Linked DNA regions of Homo sapiens: region 2 is linked to region 1. Evidence: chromatin loops called from intact Hi-C (ENCODE). Cell type or tissue: gastrocnemius medialis. All regions are shown on one strand.

Region 1 (2,500 bases):
TCTGTCTGGTTCTAAGATCAGAAAAAATGACATCTTTTAAAAAAAATTGTATCTAAGAGGCCTGGCATGGTGACTCACGCCTCTAAATCCCAGTACTTTGGGAAGCTGAGGCTGAAGGATCACTTGAGGCCAGGAGTTCAAGACCAGACTGGGCAACAGCGCAAGACCTTGTCTTTAATTAATTGAATAAATAAATAAATAAAATTAGTGAGGCGTGGTGGCACATGCATGTAGTTCCAGCTCCTCTACTGGGGGTGGGGATGGGAAGCTGAACTGGGAGGGCTGCTTGAGCTTTGGAGGTCGAGGCTGCAGTGAGCCATGGTAGCGATGCTACAACCTAGCCTGGAAGGCGGAATAAGTCCCTGTTTCAAAAGAAACAAACCAAAAAACAAGAAAAAAAAAAAACTGACACGAAGAAAAAGACTAAGGCAGGCAAAATTATTTGCTTTGGTATACTCAAATTTGTCTGTTAACCCCAGATTACATATTTACAGAACAGCTCTGAGTACGGACTTCACTGCCTGCCACATTAACTTTCATATACAGGCCTCTGTGATAGAGTAACTAACCAAAAGAAATGTCAGGCAAACACATAGGCTTTCTCACCTATACGCTGTTTTTTTTTTTAACCAATACACATACATACAAGTCATTTTATTTAAATCCCACCTACGCCTACGCTAGTTACCAAAACCTCTGTAATATCCAAGGCTAAATACACTTTTACAATACAATGAAACTGTTAAGCAGAATTCTCTAAAAAAGCTCGATTAACCATCCTTACAGGTCACAGAAAACGTTTTTGCAGAGTTCTAGCTTTGGGATTTCAAATTCCATTGTTTTCTGGAGGCTGAATTTGACGTTATCCCTCTCTACAAATGCTTTTCAAAGGACAGAAAGAAGCCAGACAGAACACGCTTCCCTGCACTATCCGACTCTGCCTAACATTCACTCAGGCAAGACTTCAGAACAGATCTAATCATGCAGGATGAGCAAAGCAGACCACCACCTAGGAAAGCAAGCCAAAATCAGTCTTCCCCACCCTCAACAGATTCCAGTTGCTCAGGAGCTGTATCCACGCTCAACCTGCGGACACCGGCCTCCTAAAGAACCTGCAGACCAAACGCCCACCTAAGGTGCTGCCACTCTAGCTCCCGGAGCTCCAGCGAGACCAGCGCGCCCCCACAGGGATCCCGGGGCAGAGAAAAGAAAACTGCAGAACAAACGCACTGCTTCTTCAACTAGGCAACAACACCGATCAATCCTCCAACTAAGCATTGAGTAAATCTCATCCAGAGAGAAGGAGACCTGAACAAAAACGTTTCAGGATGCTGCCCAGCCTGCGCGGTAGCACCAAAGCCCTCTCCCGCCCTCAGCGGACCCAGCGCCTGCGGAGCCGCGCCCACCCCGAGAGACTGCCCGGGGGCCAGCTAACTCGCCCCGTCGCCCCCAAAAGACTGGAGACCATGCCAAGTTACCGCCCCGCTCCGGGCAAAGCAGAAACCCCGGCCAGACGCTGGTCGCCGCTACACACCCTCAGCCCCCAACAACCCCCCAAGGCGGCCCCGGCCCCAGCGGAACGGATACATCGCTCTCTCACCCGGAGACACCGATGAACAGACCCCTCTCCCCAGAACCCGGACACACTGCTTCTTCATCCCAGCAATGCGAAACGGACGCCCACGCCCGCTCAAAGAACCCCCAAGACCCCGATGATCTGCCTCCAGAGACAAGGTTTACACCGGTGTAAACCTTGCTAAACTGCATTCTCTGCCCCAAAGAGCTCGGGACCCGGGTAAAAAGACCCCTTGTCCCGGAACCCCGCTACACCACCTCCAAGAAGCTCAAGACCCTGATAAATCTCCCTCGACGTCAAAGACCTAGGACCCCGTGTGCCGCCACCCACCCCTACCCCAAGCCGGAAGAGCCCCCAGGATCCCTAATACATTGCCCCCTCACCTCGGGAGCTCCGGCACCCGCTACACCGCCCTTGGGCGCCCGCGCCCGGATCCCACTGCACCGCCTCCTCGCCCCCCGGACTCCCAAACCCCGCCAAGCCTCGCGCCCACCAGGCAGCGCCGCGCAGCCCCCAGAGCCGCCCCCGTCAGGAGCCCGCCTGCTCCGGCTGCTCCGTGTCCCCGCTCCCCGACCGCTCCTCAGCGGAGACGCGCTCCGGGCTTTCTAACCTGAGCAGCGTCGGAGGGCGAGCAGACACGGGAGCCCTGAGGAAGAGAAGGAGACAGCAGAGAAGGGGTGGCTCAGGCCTGCGGTGCCGCAGCTCCAGCCTCTCGGCAAGGAAGCGCTTGTGTGAGGAGAGCCCTCCCGCTCCGCGCGCAGCCGGGAGACCGAGCCACCGCCGTGCCCGCAGCTCTTCCCGCGAGATCCCAGCCACGGCAAGGGGCGGGGCCACGGCGGGGGGCGGTAGCGGCAGCTCCTCGAGTGACAGTCCTGGCAGCCTGTCGGCTGCAGGACGGGCGGCAGGACTCGGAGTCTACTACGA
Region 2 (2,500 bases), 290 kb before region 1:
CAAGCCTGTAATCTCAGCACTTTGGGAGGCAGAGGCGGGGGGATCACGAGGTCAGGAGATCGAGACCATCCTGGCTAACATGGTGAAACCCCGTCACTACTAAACACACACACAAAAATTAGCCAGGCATGGTGGCGCACGCCTGTAGTCCCAGCTGCTCGGGAGGCTGAGGCAGGATAATGGCGTGAACCCGGGAGGCGGAGCTTGCAGTGAGCTGAGATCGCACCACTGCACTCCAGCCTGGGTGACTCCGTCTCAAGAAAAAAAAAAGAAAAAGAAAAAGAATTTGCTTGCAACTTAACATGCGTAGTACCTATCTCCCGAGTGACCCTTTTTGGGAATAAATGACCTGATTCACATTTTTTTTAACCATGGTTTCAGAGCAAAAGGGAAACCAGAGTCTGATAAGGAAACGTAAGACTTGACAAGCTGAAATCTTATTAGCTCCTAGAGATATACATGCAACGAAAAACACCTAGGAGATCCAGCGGCATGTGGGGCGTTATGGCACCGCTGGGGGTACTTTAGCATGTACAACTGCCCTCGTAAATCAGCAGGCCTTACCACAATCACTTTGCCACCATCACCTTACCTTTGCAAACAAGCCAGGCCAAAAAGGCTCAACATTTACACCGGCTGCTTTAATGAGGGCATTGATCTTATCCTCCTACAACAAATAAAAACGTCAATCCATCAAAACGTAGCGTATGTAATATCTCCAAAATGCTGCACGTCACTCAATAAGTGTACATAACATGTTTAACCAGCTCAAATATTCTATCACAAGCAAAAGAGATGTGTGCCAGGCGCCCTGCAATGAGGCGAGCCCATCACTGCTGTTTCACGGGCTGGGACTTGCCTGAGTCACGCGGCTATTTTTAAGTTACAAGACCTGGGAGGTGGAGCCGAGCTCGGGCGCCTTCCTCCACGACCGGGGGAATTCAAGGCAATTACACCGAAAGAGGTCCGAGTAAGTGTCCCTGAGAGAGACGAGGCACGGGTCAGGGTGCCCAAGCACTGCGGAAGAGCTTTTCTACACGAAGGCTCTTGGAGCCGGAGCGCCCAGCCTCAAGCGCACTCCATGCCCGCTGGGCCCGCACGTGGTCCCGGGGGCCCAGGACCTGCCCGGAGAGAGGCCCCAGCCCCGAGGAGCGCCCGCCCTATGCGGCCTGTGTTCGCGGCCTGGCCCCGGCCGGAAGTGCTCAGTCGAACGGCCTGGAGCCGGGAACCGCATGGAGAGCCGAAAGTCACCGCCCACAGGCAGCCCGGCCGCCGGCCCGCGCCCGCACTCACCGTGACTGTCACCTCATCGTCGTGCAGAATGAGGGCCGAGTAGATGCAGGCGAGCTCGGAGACAGAGGCCATGGCGCGGGCGAGTGTAGGGCTGGCGCTGCCGGACGCGGTGCTAGTCGCCGGATGAAGTGAGGGCCTCACCCCAACGCAGCCTTAGCTTCCTCGGAAGGACCGAGCACCTTGGCGGCAGCTGAGGAAAGGGGCTCTCGCGCCTATACGCAGCCTCTTATGTGTCCACGCGGACCAATCGGCGCCCGCACCGGGCGGAAGAGGCGGACCCAGGACCCACTGAAGGCGCCTGCGCACTGCGCCTGATTGGTTCTTACTGTTGAGAAAGTTTCTCAGCGCCTGCAAATACGGTCCCACTTTATTTGGGTAAATTATAGGACCTGAGAACGTTAAAAACACTTTTAGGTTAGGGTTGCCTAGGTATTCGGACTTCGCCTCCGTTGGTTCCATGAGTTGCTTGACTTGGCAGGAGCTCCGCTGTGGCCCTGGTGACATTGTTCGTAATCTCCTGGTTAGGTCGCGGCCTTCCCAGCCGGCGCTGACCCTGAGAGTAAGGGCTGCGTCCCAGCTTGGAGGCCCCTGCTTAGCGCAGGACCTTGGTTGAGATAGGTAGATGTAGGAGGATGAGAGAAACTAACAGCGTTATGCTAGCAGAAGCCGTAGAGCGCTTACTATGTCCCAGGCACTGAGCCACATTCTGCAAGGATTCACGTAATCCTCACACACCAGGAGTTGGATGTTATCTCCATCTTGCATATGGCAAAATTAAGTCTTAGAGCTGGTAAACTAGCCCAAGATTATGTAGTTACCGCGCAGTGGAGCGTGGATTTGGAATCTAGAAGCCTAACTTAGACCCGGTAGCTAACTCAAGATTGCATAGTTCCGCGCGGTGGAGCGTGGAGTTGGAATCCAGAAGCCTAACTTAGACCTGGTAACTAACCGAAGATTGCATAGTGCCGCGCGGTGAGCGTGGAGGTGGAATCCAGAAGTCTAACTTCACTGCCTAGTGCTTGGGGGAAGGAGGGATTATGGGTAAGCTGTCTACAACCCGTTATTTGTTATCTAAACCCAATTTAAATTCCTACCTTCAAAAATGGTCATCTTTGCATTCCTCGTGGAATTTGCTTAGTTTACCGGAAAGTTAGTTCTATGTATATATATCTTTTTTTTTGGTGGGGGGGGGGCACCTTCTTTGTTT

What was found. Peaks named below come from ENCODE experiments on the same cell type or tissue, not always from the same donor. Only the 100,000 strongest peaks of a DNase experiment are listed, where the experiment ranks them.
Region 2: it touches region 1 in a loop (13-fold over the local background); 15 of 110 quality-filtered maps call a loop at or near these places.

The regions. Positions count from the first base shown.
Region 1 is chr15:69,160,444-69,162,943 of GRCh38, reverse strand. GLCE (glucuronic acid epimerase) reads right to left here and starts at 2,309. Exons shown (of 5, transcript NM_015554.3): 1 at 2,187-2,309. It also overlaps the pseudogene LOC100421574. RefSeq lists silencers at 1,930-2,039, 2,240-2,449 and an enhancer at 2,147-2,500. In gastrocnemius medialis, a CTCF peak has its summit at 1,154; a DNase peak (open chromatin) is centred at 2,453; H3K4me3 peaks cover 1,837 bases; H3K27ac peaks cover 1,266 bases.
Region 2 is chr15:69,451,814-69,454,313 of GRCh38, reverse strand. RPLP1 (ribosomal protein lateral stalk subunit P1) reads right to left here and starts at 1,496. Exons shown (of 4, transcript NM_001003.3): 1 at 1,294-1,496; 2 at 593-667. The coding sequence starts at 1,365. RefSeq lists enhancers at 951-1,060, 1,211-1,460, 1,741-1,790 and a silencer at 1,141-1,190. In gastrocnemius medialis, no CTCF peak of the experiment used is centred here; DNase peaks (open chromatin) are centred at 863 and 1,553; H3K4me3 peaks cover 2,500 bases; H3K27ac peaks cover 2,500 bases.